4 separate regions of the Homo sapiens genome follow, and all the other regions are linked to region 2. The links are chromatin contacts, found by Hi-C or POLR2A ChIA-PET in ENCODE. All regions are on one chromosome and are shown on one strand. Each heading gives the region's core, a stretch centred on a gene start or an enhancer-like site at or near the end of the contact. The rest is flanking DNA. Distances are from core to core; before and after follow the strand shown.

Region 1 (2,718 bases), core at 61-2,560, 310 kb before region 2:
GGGTATTTACTGTGCTTTTTGGTCTATTCCTTAAAGTAGCAAAATATAACCGATCTGAAAGACAAGTTTAAAAGACAGAAAAAACATATGAGAAGTAGAGAAGTGGAAGTGAAGGTGGGTGGTAACATACGAAGGATCACAATTTAAAGACCCCATTAACACGTGGAATTCTTGCAGAAACCTCATCCCTCCCAGAAAGCTAGAGACTCAAGAGCACAACAGTTAGGCAAGAGGAGGACCTGACCGAGGAACTCAGCGGGGCTCAGAGCACCCACATTTCCCTTGTTTCAGGCCAGCAGAGTAGGCAGGAGCTGGGGGTACCCGCAGAACTGGAGGTGCAAGTTTGGTTCCCAAATCTCCAGACCTCAGCAGCTGCGAGAAGGGGAAGAAAGAGGTGAGCCTCCCGACGCAGCTTCGGAGATTTGAAAAAGAGGAAGGGAGAGAGACTTGGGGGGTGTGGTTGGGGGTGTCCCGAAAACCGAAGCCTGCGATGGTGGAGTAAAGGTGACCGGTGAGCATCCGGAGCAGGCTCCCCATGAGCTGCTGAGTGCCGGAGTACGGGCAGAAGCCGGTGCTGTCCCATTACGAGGCCGAGAGGCCATCCGAGGGAGCTGCAGAGGGAGCAAGGGACACAAGAAAGAGAAGCCGGAAGCAGGGGGTCCTCGGAGAAAGGAGAGTCCCTAGAGGGGACGAGAGCGCGCGCAGCGGCTGCAGGACACTGGCAGCCTCAGGAGAAGGTGGGGACAGTGGCGCGGGAAGTGAAGAGTTGGGGGCAAGAAAGCGTTGGAAGATGCGGGGCGGCTGCTCCTCACCTTTCATGAACTCACAAGCCCCGATTAGTTCCCCTGACTCCGCTGCCATCTTAAGCGAGATACGCACGGGGGAGGGCTGGGTCGTGGCCAGCTGAAGTCACTCGCCCCCGGGGGCTTCCCCACTGCCCAGGAGCCAGGAAGCTCACAGTCCCGAACAACAAGCCTGGCCGAGGGAGGCAGCAGGCGCCGAAGGCGGAGGCGGCTTCGGGGTCAGCGCGCCGGGCGCCCCGGGGACATTCCGAGGGGAACCCGAGCTCGCTCCGCGCGGGGCGCTCACGCCCCTGGCTGTGGCCGCTCCTATTTGGACTCGGCTGCTGCAGCTGCTGCTCCGCCGCCGCCGCGCCTGGGAAACGCAGACCAGCTCTCAGGGCAGGGCAAAGTCTTCCCCCGGCTTCCAAAGTGATCATGGAGGAGGAGACTTCTGGTCCCGATCGCGCCCGTGGCTACTCGAGCGGCAGCCGGGAGGACTTCAGTGCCCGCGGGCTGGCAGCAGCTGCTCCGGATCCTCCTTCGCCACCTCCTTTCAGCAGTTACTCTTCCTCCTCCTCCTCCCCCTGGGTCCGCCCCCAGACCTTCCTCCCCGCCCTCCCTCAGCCCCCTCCACTTTCACGACTCCGCGGCCATCCCTTAAAGGGACAGCCCCGCTCCTTTCTCCGCAGCAGCCCCAGTTACCAGGCGCCCCGCGGGTCACTAGGAGCCGGTTGCTAAGGCTTTGTTGCCGTCCACCAATTGCTGTTCAGGAAACGGGGCCCTCGGCCCAGGGGAGCGGGCGGGGCCTGTAGGCCAGAAACTTATGAATGAAACGGCGGGGTTGAGAGTGGACATCGCCAAAGGCGCTGTCGCGGCCTCGGAGGCTAGGATGTGCTGGCGCCCCCTTTCTTTTCTGCACCCTCTAAGTCTTGTCCCACTCCAGATTTCTTTTCTCTCTCTCTCTCATTCTCTTTCTTTCTCGCCCACTCACCCATGCTCTTCTAAACTCTTGTAGGGCGCGCGCGCGCGCACACACACACACACACACACACACACACACTCGTAAAAACCTCAGATCTCCGTGCCCTGCCTCGCCTCTAGCTAACATTTCAGCCACCCCCCACGCCCAACACTGAGGGGGTCTGCATCTTTATAAAAAATACAATTGAAAAAGAAGCACCAGCTCCTAGCTCACAGTACATGTATTGGTTTCCTCTACACATACCAGACTCTGATATAACTTGTACTTTGTTCTCACGGGACAAAAAGTTTCCCATCTGGTTCTCCACGCCCTCTCATCTGGGCCGCCAATGTGAGCGCAAAAGCATCACAGATGCCTAATCTTTACAGTGCTCCGGTCCCGGAGGGGCGGGGCGAGACCGCTGAGCCAGCCTGGGCGGGCGCGGAGGGAACAGGAGAGAGAGGAGAGTCCACTGGTCCAAGGAGGAAGGTTAACACAAAGGAATTTCTTTACATAGTCTCAGCTGAAGCGCTCCAGGCAGGAGTCCCGCTAAAAGAGGCCATTGACTTGTCTCTGCGAGGCTCTACGTACTGTTTGAACAACTTGAACGCTGGGCGTCCTAAGGCTGTACCTAATCAGAGTGCAGTCCCTTCCATACGAAAATGGCGCTACAGACCGACTATCCGAAGAGCATGCGCTCTGAGAGGTCTCTCCAGAAACAGCAAGAAACTTGTGGCGGCGTTTTCCTTCGCAGTCGCTTGTTGACCTCTAGGGAGAAAGGGGGCGCACCCGTGCAGAGCTGACTGAGGGAACCAGCCCTTCGAGGGCCAATTGCAGGTTTTGTTTGTGGTTTTTTTTTTTTTAATGTGTGTTTTGTTTTAGACAGGGTCTCGCTCTGTCACCCAGGCCGGAGTGCGGTGGCTCAATCTCTGCTCACTGCAATCTCCACCTCCCGAGTACAAGCGATTCTCGTGC
Region 2 (3,162 bases), core at 513-3,012:
AATAAAACTGAACTTTCCAAGGAAAAGGAAGCTGTGTTTCTTAATCAGTTTCATTCTTACATTTTGTAAAAAATACTGATCTTAAATATCACTTGGTCTTACAAAATACAATCTTTCATTGCCACTATTTTGTAGATTTTATGAAGAATGTAAAATATTGTCTCTTTCTAAAGGTAGACAAAGGCAACAGTATTTTTCTCCCCACATAGTTCTTACCTACTTGGTCAAAAGAGCTATGACTCTTCATAACCGATCTAATCAAAGTAATGTTTTAATTAATCAAGTTCAATAAAAAGAACTTGAGGAATTTGTTTCTTTTTTTCAATAAATGTCAAAGCTATAACATATAATAAACGTTAAACTAAAAATATATTCCAAAGTCATTACATATGTCTCAAGTTTTCTAAACTTTGGCATATTGACTGGGCCGTGTTCTGAAATGTCATAAAATTTTGTCACGTTTTTCAACTGAATTCAGCAAATCCTCAATGGTGGCCTACTTACACATTTACTACTGTGCTAGCAGTTGATCGCGGCTCCAATAAGATATAAACAGAAATGGAATTAATGGTACAATTTCTGCACACTTCAGGTAAGTGAAACATATATATCACCTTTCCATTCTATTTCAGAACGCGGTATCAGCGGATGCAACAAAGACCACACAGTGTAGCAACGGAGAAATGTTAGCATAAAACAGTTTTGTTTTGTTTTGTTTTTCAATTAAAAATCCTACGTCCCCAGCTGGTTAACTACACACTGCATAAAGTTTACTGTGATGACAACTGTTTCTAAAAAGCAAACCTTTCTTCCCTTCAAAGTGTCCTCCTCCGATCCTTAGGCCATGACTGATTCTAATACTTTTGATCTTAAGACACACAGTGATGACTTTTCTTTGAAAACTAGCAGGTTCGAATGTAGGCCCCAGGTGTCTGCCGTCATGCTTCCGACTCCGGGAAGTGAGGGAAGCCCATCTCCGGTCAGGGTTTACTGTAAGCAGCCCAGAGCCGGAGCACCGACGCAGAGAGACGTGGAAACAGAAAGCGAACGTACTACGGGGCCGCAGCGGGATCCCCGCGCCAGACGCCACCCCGTTAGCAACATATGGGAGAGCAGGGATGGTTCCCAGCCCCTTGACAAGCGCGGCGACGGCTCCGCGGGGCCTGGCGGCGAAGGCGAGGCGAGGCTGCGGCGACGAGGGGCGCGGCGGGCGGGCCGCCGGGGGAGCCCCGCACATTCCTCCCCGCGGCGGAGGCGCACGTGGGGTTCGAGGCCGCAGGGCCTGCAGAGGCGGCCAGAGCAGAGGGCGGCAGGTGCGGGAAAGAAAGAGGACGGGCCCCGGAGGCCGCAAGCCCGAGCAGCGGAGGACGATTCCCGGAGCGGCGGCATGCGGGTCCGCGACCCCGAGGCACCGGCAGCTCGGACAGGGTGGGGGAAGGGAGGGAGGCACCGGGACGCCTAGAGACGGCAGTGTGGGGGTCTGAAGGAGAGACCGGATGGGGGCCCCGAGGGACGCTCGCCGGCGCGGAACTCAGCTCACCGTGCCTCCGTCCTTAATGATGATCTTCTTGGCCAGCATGATACTGCGGTTCGCGGCCCGTTTCTTCTTCTTCCCCTGGGTCATTTTACCATCCTCGATTCCTGGCGCTGCTGCAGCCACTCCCGGGGCGGCAGGCCCCAGCAGCTAGTGCCGTCCCACCACTACTGCCGGGCCGAGCCGCTCTGGGCGCCCGCCGCCATCTTGAGGGCCCGGCCTGCCTCCGGCGGCGCGTCACAATCGTGCGATCAGCCGACGAGCGGGCCCCGCCCCTCCCGCGTGATACCGCCCCGCCCGCTCGCCGCCAGCCCACTCTACAGTAGCCGCGCGGCCAGGGTAACCGCGGGCTCGCGTGGGTGCTGCTGGCTACCTGTACAACTTCGTGCTCCGGCGTCACCAGCTAGCTAAATCCTCGCAACGGTTCTGGGCGATAGGGGCCGTTTTTGTCCCCCTTCTTCAGCAGATGAGGGAATTTGTTTCAAAAAGTTGTTACCTGCTCACGGAAACAGACGTCCTAAGCTATTAACACAATCTCCAGCTGTGTTCTAACCAAGACAGGAACCGAAGGGAACAGTAAAAAATCATTTTCCGTAAGTAATGGGTAACTTAAGAGATAATGTAGTGTTTCAGAAACAGTCTTGTCCTTTTGGTGTTCAGGGACCCCCGCTAGAACTCAGCTGGCTCACGCTTGTTTACCTCCCTAGACCCAGGACCTTTTTTATTCCCTGCCAAAAAAAATACCTTACCTGACCGATGTCACCCTTTGTGGCCCTCTACGTTTTTACTGTATTGTTTAAAAATAAATTTGATGGGAACATTGCTAGAAAGGGCAATTTACACAAGTGGAAGTGGACTTTAAAGTATCACAATGTTAAAATTAGATATTGATAACTACCGTGTTGTATAATAGAATATCCTTTTCCTTAAGAGAAAAACACGAGGGATAGGGATACACCGCATGCTCCCTACTCTCAGATGGTTAGGGAGTAACATGTATGTGTATGTATATGTAGGTGGGGAAAAGAGAGGGACAAAGCAAAATGGCGAATGTTTAAAAGTACTGAAACTAGGTATGGTAGTTCTAAGATATGTTCACAGATTCAATGATATTCCTCCCTGGAAGAGGTGGACTCTAATTCCCCTCCCCTTGAGTGTAGACTAGGCTTAGTGACTCTTGATAGATCAAAACAGAAGTGACAGTATTGACTTCAGAGGCTAGGTCATAAAAGGCACTGCATCTTCCTTTGCGGGTCTCTTTTTCATTCATTTTGGGGCTTGGAGCCTGGGGAAGCCTGCTTCCGTGTTTTCAGGACACTCAAGCAGCCTATGGAGAGATCCAGTTGTCCAGGAACTGTTTGTAGCCTCCTACCAAATGCCACGGAGTGAGTCACTTTGGAAGTAGATCCTCCAACCTTGGTCAAGCCTTTGGCTGACTACAACTTCATGAGAGACCCAGAGGTAGGACCACCTAGCTTAGCCACTCCTGGAATCCTGACTCAGAAACAGTGTAAGATGAAAAGTACTTGGTGTAAGCCACTAAGCTTTGGGGTTATTTGTTACACAGCTATAAATAACTAATATATAGGGTAAAAGGAAAAACAGTAAATGAATGTATGAGTTCTTTG
Region 3 (2,827 bases), core at 35-2,534, 390 kb after region 2:
ATTAGTAAAAAATCTAAATTAGGATTAGCATAATTAGTTATGCAATGAAAATTTTAAGAACAACAACAAAAAATCCCTGATCTAGCATCAGTTTTTAAAAAGTACTCATTTTTTTCCTATACCTAATGTCAGTGGCAGAAAATGCTGAGAAATTGGGATATTGCTTTCCAAAGATCTTTTTCTTCTTAAAACAATTACATCAAAAGTTATAGCTAGGGATAAATGATTGTGACACAGATTTCCAAGTTACTGCCAAATACAGGGTTTTATAAAATTAAAAAGAAAGCTGGATCATTTAAGAAAAGTAATTTATTTCTGGCTTTGACTTTTTCCCGGAACAAACATAAAAAATGTACGATTTTCCTTCTCGGTATTAACAAAATATTTTCCAAATCCACTGCATGCACTGCATTCCTTTATCAGGATCTTATTCAGTTTGTGACTCTGCTGGAAACTGATATCTTAGAATTAATCTGATACGTGCTTTTACCTAGTTTTCTCTTGTTTAATGCTTAAATTACGTATATTAACATTCATTTTAATTATTTTAGGCTTTCTGGAACATGCTACCACACTACAAATATAAAGTTTCAGGTCATTTTTAAAATTTCTTTTTCTCTCTTTAAAAAAAATTCTAACTTTTTGAGGCATTCATAGCTTAAAAAAGTTTCCAAGTTGGGGATCTGTTTTTTTATCTAATGCCAGTCAAATGGACATTTAAGGAAAAACTGCATTTCTAAGGTACACCACAGAGTGTGAAAGATAGTTAATCAGACTGCCTTAACAGCTTTTGATTGTTGTTTAAAATGCAGGCACAGCCTTTTTGAAAATCAAGAACGTTTGCCCTGCACTCAGGTTCTGAAGCCCCAGAGTTACAGAGGGTCATGAGGGTTAAGAGAGAAACAGAGACTCGTCCATGAAGGCTGACAGTTCTGTTTTTCCACTTGCGAGGGCTCAGCGACAGGGGCAGCCGGCCACGGTCTGCCTTCCTCTAAGTAACAACGTTAATGAGTTATAACTGTATGCAGACTTACTGTGATGGCCTGGAGTCTTCCCTTCACCAGCTCAGCTTCTTCCATTCTAGAAGTCAAGGACAGTCAGACGGGGAAGCAAGTCCAAAGCTACCATAAATCAAGGAGCCTCCTGGGGGAGAGGAGCGGGGGTGACAGAAGAGAAGCAGGGAGAAATCCGCTCTTTGCACCAGTGGAGAAATAGAGAAATTCCCGACTTGTCAGGAGCGTCTCCGAGCAGATGCACAGATCAGGCCAGACAGACACATGTAATGAGGGTGTGCTGGGGAGGCAGACGCTGAGGCTGCTGGCATGAGTTGACTGACAAGTTTGAACGGCAGCGGCACAAGCCCTTTTCCTTCAGGAGCTGCCAGCTCTTTGTTGTAATGTGCACAGTTAGCAAGGCACATTTTCTTATTAACTGTTCCTTACCCAATTCATTATTTTCCAGGAGTGGCACAGAGAGCCAACACACTGAGTGTTTAATCAGCCTCTGCTCTAGCAACACACAGCCATCCCCGGATGTGTTGGTCTGTGTGTGTTTGTACAAAGCTCGTTTACCTGCTTGCTAGCTCTAGGGGAGAGAGCCTTACCTTGACTGAGGCAGAAGTGCCAAGTCACTTGTTTGCCTTTCTTCCACTGATTGGATTTGATAATAATACAACAATCTATAGCTACTTTAAACTTCATGTAGTGGTAAATTTACATTGGTTCGTTCTCCCCCGTCTACACCCCACCCCCGACCCCCCTGCTCAGCACTTTGTTGCAAACTTTGGAATCTTTAGGTCATGGAGAAATCAAAGGTGTTAATGTGACTATATTAAGAAGTTGGCCCACCAAGGTATTTAGTGTGGCTTAAGCACCAAGTGCCACCTTTTGTTATTGCTTGACTTGGATTTCTATGGAATGCAGTTTTCTTTCTTGGACGCTGTTCAGAAATGACACTCTTGGCTTTCAGGAAGGTGCCCATTTTGACCTCACCGGTTACGCAAGAGAGAGGAGTGAGCCTTTGAAAATGTGATGAGACATTTGGTAACTGCCTGGAGCCCGGCACTGTGTGAATATTCGCCCATCCTTTAGAAAAAGGCAGGCAAGCCCAGTGAGACTCTTAGGTCAAAGCAGAGGCTGGGAAGCTGTACAATTGGCTCTGTCTGTTTTCTTTTCCCTACAGGTTCTTTAATTAAATTTTGCTGAAGTAAATCCTAATTACCAACTACCTTATTATTATGTGTTTGAATGCTATTAAGCGCTTTCATATCAACATTCAGCTGAAGAGGTTAAAAGGACAACCCAAACATTGAACATATGGTTTAATTTCCTTTGCAGTTTTGATATTAGTAATAATAATAGCTAATATTTGTTGCATTCTTTCTACAGGTAAATGCATACTTGCAAAGTGCTGAGAGATAAGTGCTATAATCCCTACTTTAAAAATGAGGGAACAGGCTCAGAGAGGTAATTTGCCATATAGCTAGTAAGTAGCAAAGCCAGGATTGGAACACCAGCTGCCTGACTTTATAAGTGGCATTCATCAAGGACTGCCCAAGGACACGGGGCAAGGAGAGGCACAGGCTGAAGGTTAAGTCAGTCTTTATGAGAAGTGGTTGGACCCCCAGCCTCCTTCTCTGTCTAGCTCCTAGAACACTACAGCTGGGTGTAACAGCCTAAGGCAGAACGGTGTGGGAATGTCCTCTGGAGAAACTTATTGGCCCTACTGAGGTTTCCCCACATTGTTGACTGGAGTTCCCCAACCACAGAGCCCTCATTCTGTCAGTCACTATAAGGTGAAACCCATGTTTTAAGAGTCTGAAATTATA
Region 4 (3,113 bases), core at 99-2,598, 350 kb before region 2:
CTTTTTTTTTTTTTTTTTTTTTTGAGACAGGGTCTTGCTCTGTCACCCAGCACCCAGGCTGGAGCGCAGTGGCATGATCTGGCTCACTGCAGCCTTGACCTCTCAGCCTCAATCGATCCTCTCACCTCGGCCTCCTGAGTAGCTGGGACCACAGGCACATGCCACCATGCCTGGCAAATATTTGTATTTTTCGTAGAGGTGAGGTCTTACCATGTTGTCCAGGCTGGTCTCGAACTCCTGGGCTTAAGTGATCCACCTGCCTTGGCCTCCCAAAGTGCTGAGATTACAGGCATGAGCCACAACACCCAGCCAGTAGTGCCCTTTTTATTAAACTTTTAAAAATTAGTATGTAAGGCCAGGTGTGATGGCTCATGCCTGTAATTCCAACACTTTGAGAGGCCAAAGCAGGAGAATCACTTAGGGCTGGGAATTTGAGACTAGCCCAGGCAACATAGTAAGACCTCATCTCTACAAAAAGACTGGATAGGAGTATCACTTAAGCTCAGGAGATGGAGGCTGCAGTGAGCCATGATCACACCACAGCAGTACAGCCTGGGCAACAGAACAAGAATTTGTCTCAAAAACAAACAAACAAAAATCAAACAAAAAAAATTAGTATTTGACTCAAAGAAAGTATCTTATTGCCAATGCCCTTATTTCCTGACAGGTTTATACAAATACTCCTATGAAATAAAGAGAGAACAAAGGCACAGCATTTAATTCAGCTCAGTTGAGTTGATGCATTGAAGTTACCTAGGGATGTAAAGGTTACAACCAATGGTGCTGACACTTGATTCTTTGCTTTCTCAATTTGGAACTACTGACTGCCTGAACATTGCCTTTTTCTGTTTTATTTCATTGTCTCATTGTCTGTTGGGTGGTTGGTTGGTTTTGCCACTTATTTGTTCCCCATCAATAAGTTATGTTTGATTTACCAAAAAGGAAATAAAGGCTCTTCAGACCTAAGCATCTCCTATCATCTCTGAATTGCAAATATCTAAATACTGCCTTACACAGGCCAGGCTCTCAATAAACATGAGTCAGACTGAGCATAGGGACTCGACGCTCTTATGGCTCCCAGCCTCTCCCTATTTACATTTCCTAATTCCCTAAAATACCTGTGGGGAAGAAAATATCAACAGTCTATCTTCAAGTCTGGATTATCATTTTTGATGCTCTTTTCTACTAAGAATTTAGGTTTTATGACAAACTACTGCTATTGGTTAATAATGTGAAACTGTATTTATTTTACAAATCTACTTGCTGAAAGGGACAAGTTATAGTGCTGTTCTTTCATCACTGATGCTTATTTCTTCCTTGGGTTTTTTTGGAGGGGGTTGGGGGGAGTAGAATCTTTTGTGTTTACTTGGTTTCGTTTTTTCTCTCTCGCATTCTAAAGTATATAGAATACAGAGACTTATCCTGGAACATGAGCCATAAAACTAAAGGACAGAACTCTGAGGAAGACTTTCTTTTCACTGTATAGCTATAAATATTATTTAAGTAAATATAATACAAATTAACACTTTAAAGATTTTAGAAGAATGCTTAAACTTTATAAGCTTTCATAAATTACATCAGATAGAGAATGATCTTCACAAAATCTTCCTAGAAACTTTATTTTAAAATATTTCCTATGAGAAACTCCCCACAGGAAGCAAACATAACTGACTTCTTTTTAGAGCTTTCTGCCTGATTTTTAGGAAAATGTTTAAAGCTGCTAGCATTTACTTTGCTTAGGTATTTTTGGAATTCAGTTTCCTCGGTTAAGTTTCAAAAGCACACCAGCCAAGAAATGATTTCCTGCTTAGCGAAGCTTGGCCAGCATCTCCGAGGTCAAATCACTGAGAGGTGAGTTCTCTCACTCGAGGAATCAAAACGAATTCAAAGTTAATGAGAGCAGAGAAAAATCTACTAATCTCAAAATTAGACCTTGTCCTAATTTCCTAATTAATTTTCTAATTAATCTCAAATTTGCTAATATCAAAATTAGGCCTTTTGCTAATGTCTTTCCTTTTCACAACTGGGCCTCCCTCTTATGGTCATCCTGGCCCACAGTTTTCTACCAGTGATGCTGTTCAACAGAGAAGATACTTTGGTATTGGAATAAAAATTTGAGGGGTAACAAAATATTTTGTCCGTTGTTTAGCTGATGTTTTATATGAGTGGGCTGATTTAAAAAAAAAAAACTCTTTAATGTTTTTTCCTCTCAAATTTTAAGCATGTCCCCCACTTAAAAAATACTATTACATAATCAAAGCACCCTAGAAGAAGCAATACTAACACCCAGTGGAGACATCGATGATTGAAGTACCTTCTATGGAACATTAACTTCTCTTTTGAGATCTTTCATGGAAGAACTTTACCATGCAGACAAAGTCACAGTTTGGAGACAATAGGACAGGACTCTATGTATGAGCCCAGTCAATGTTTTCTCAGATTCTGCCCTAATATCAGGAGAATATCATGCCTCTAAATTGGACAGTGGCCTCTTCCTTACTCTGGTCTGTCTCCTCTGTAGCTGGGACCACAGGAAGGTGTCACCATGCCTGGCTAATTTTTGTATTTTTAGTAGAGATGGGGTTTCACTATGTTGGCTAGGCTGGTCTTGAACTCCTGACCTCAAGTGATCTGCTCACCCCAGCCTCCCAAAGTGCAGGGATTACAAAGCAAATATGATGAGTGGGCCCTTCAAGGAGAACACTTGCAAGGTTACATCATAGCCACAGGCTTTCAATGAGCTACCTGCTCTATTACAGATTATTTTCTGCTTTACACAAGAAGCTCACAGGTTACAAAAACACTGTATGCCATAGCAAAGTGAAGTTTAAAATTGGTCAATTCCAATAAATACAGTGTAAATATAAAATAGAGAGGGTCACAGAAAGAATACTGAGACCTCTGGACTATTTGCCAGCTCTGTAGCAGCACAGCACATGACCCATTACAAATCACAATCTGCAGCCAGCCACTATCCACCTTATGTTTTAGATTTCTATCTTGAAACTGGAACAAATACTCTTCTTTTTTTTTTTTTTAAATACTATCTCACTCTGTCACCCAGGCTGGAATACAGTGGCATGATCTTGGCTCACTGCAACCTCCACTTCCCA

Evidence for each region. Hi-C counts contacts between places; a loop is a spot of excess contacts on that map. ChIA-PET counts read pairs that join two places held with the same protein, here RNA polymerase II (POLR2A). Pooled maps may share reads with other maps.
Region 1: a loop to region 2 is called in a map of PC-9, with 27 times the contacts of the local background. The contact joins the promoter of CDC14A here to the promoter of SLC71A1 in region 2. A Hi-C loop is called at or near these places in 23 of 168 maps with a recorded cell type or tissue (B cell, CD4-positive, alpha-beta T cell, CD4-positive, alpha-beta memory T cell and 18 more), 34 of 37 single-sample maps with no recorded cell type and 38 of 50 pooled maps. POLR2A ChIA-PET finds 5 or more read pairs at or near these places in 9 of 52 experiments (CD4-positive, alpha-beta T cell, CD4-positive, alpha-beta memory T cell, WTC11 and 4 more).
Region 3: a loop to region 2 is called in a map of gastrocnemius medialis, with 6 times the contacts of the local background. The contact joins the promoter of PALMD here to the promoter of SLC71A1 in region 2. A Hi-C loop is called at or near these places in 2 of 168 maps with a recorded cell type or tissue (endothelial cell of umbilical vein and gastrocnemius medialis) and 3 of 50 pooled maps. POLR2A ChIA-PET finds 5 or more read pairs at or near these places in 1 of 52 experiments (Panc1).
Region 4: a loop to region 2 is called in a map of prostate gland, with 5 times the contacts of the local background. The contact joins the enhancer-like site here to the promoter of SLC71A1 in region 2. A Hi-C loop is called at or near these places in 1 of 168 maps with a recorded cell type or tissue (prostate gland), 1 of 37 single-sample maps with no recorded cell type and 9 of 50 pooled maps. POLR2A ChIA-PET finds 5 or more read pairs at or near these places in 2 of 52 experiments (H1 and activated naive CD4-positive, alpha-beta T cell).

What each region holds. Positions count from the first base shown.
Region 1 is chr1:100,351,098-100,353,815 of GRCh38, reverse strand. It overlaps CDC14A (cell division cycle 14A), which reads right to left and starts at 1,310. Exons shown (of 16, transcript NM_003672.4): 1 at 813-1,310; 2 at 1-54. The coding sequence starts at 861. RefSeq lists enhancers at 184-433, 474-783, 2,034-2,083, 2,124-2,553 and silencers at 1,364-1,413, 1,444-1,533.
Region 2 is chr1:100,036,695-100,039,856 of GRCh38, reverse strand. SLC71A1 (solute carrier family 71 member 1) reads right to left here and starts at 1,762. Exons shown (of 12, transcript NM_033055.3): 1 at 1,541-1,762. The coding sequence starts at 1,624. It overlaps LOC124904230 (a long non-coding RNA gene), which reads left to right and starts at 1,849. Exons shown (of 7, transcript XR_007066251.1): 1 at 1,849-2,127. RefSeq lists silencers at 1,136-1,325, 1,786-1,965 and enhancers at 1,446-1,725, 1,688-2,290.
Region 3 is chr1:99,644,570-99,647,396 of GRCh38, reverse strand. It overlaps PALMD (palmdelphin), which reads right to left and starts at 1,284. Exons shown (of 8, transcript NM_017734.5): 1 at 1,035-1,284. The coding sequence starts at 1,079.
Region 4 is chr1:100,386,091-100,389,203 of GRCh38, reverse strand. All of the region lies in intron 3 of CDC14A (cell division cycle 14A), which reads right to left. Among named protein-coding and RNA genes, the nearest start is that of CDC14A, 35 kb to the right of the region's middle. Within about 2 kb of position 1,348, at least 5 of the 41 ENCODE cell types and tissues checked have a DNase peak (open chromatin) inside an H3K27ac peak, as active enhancers do.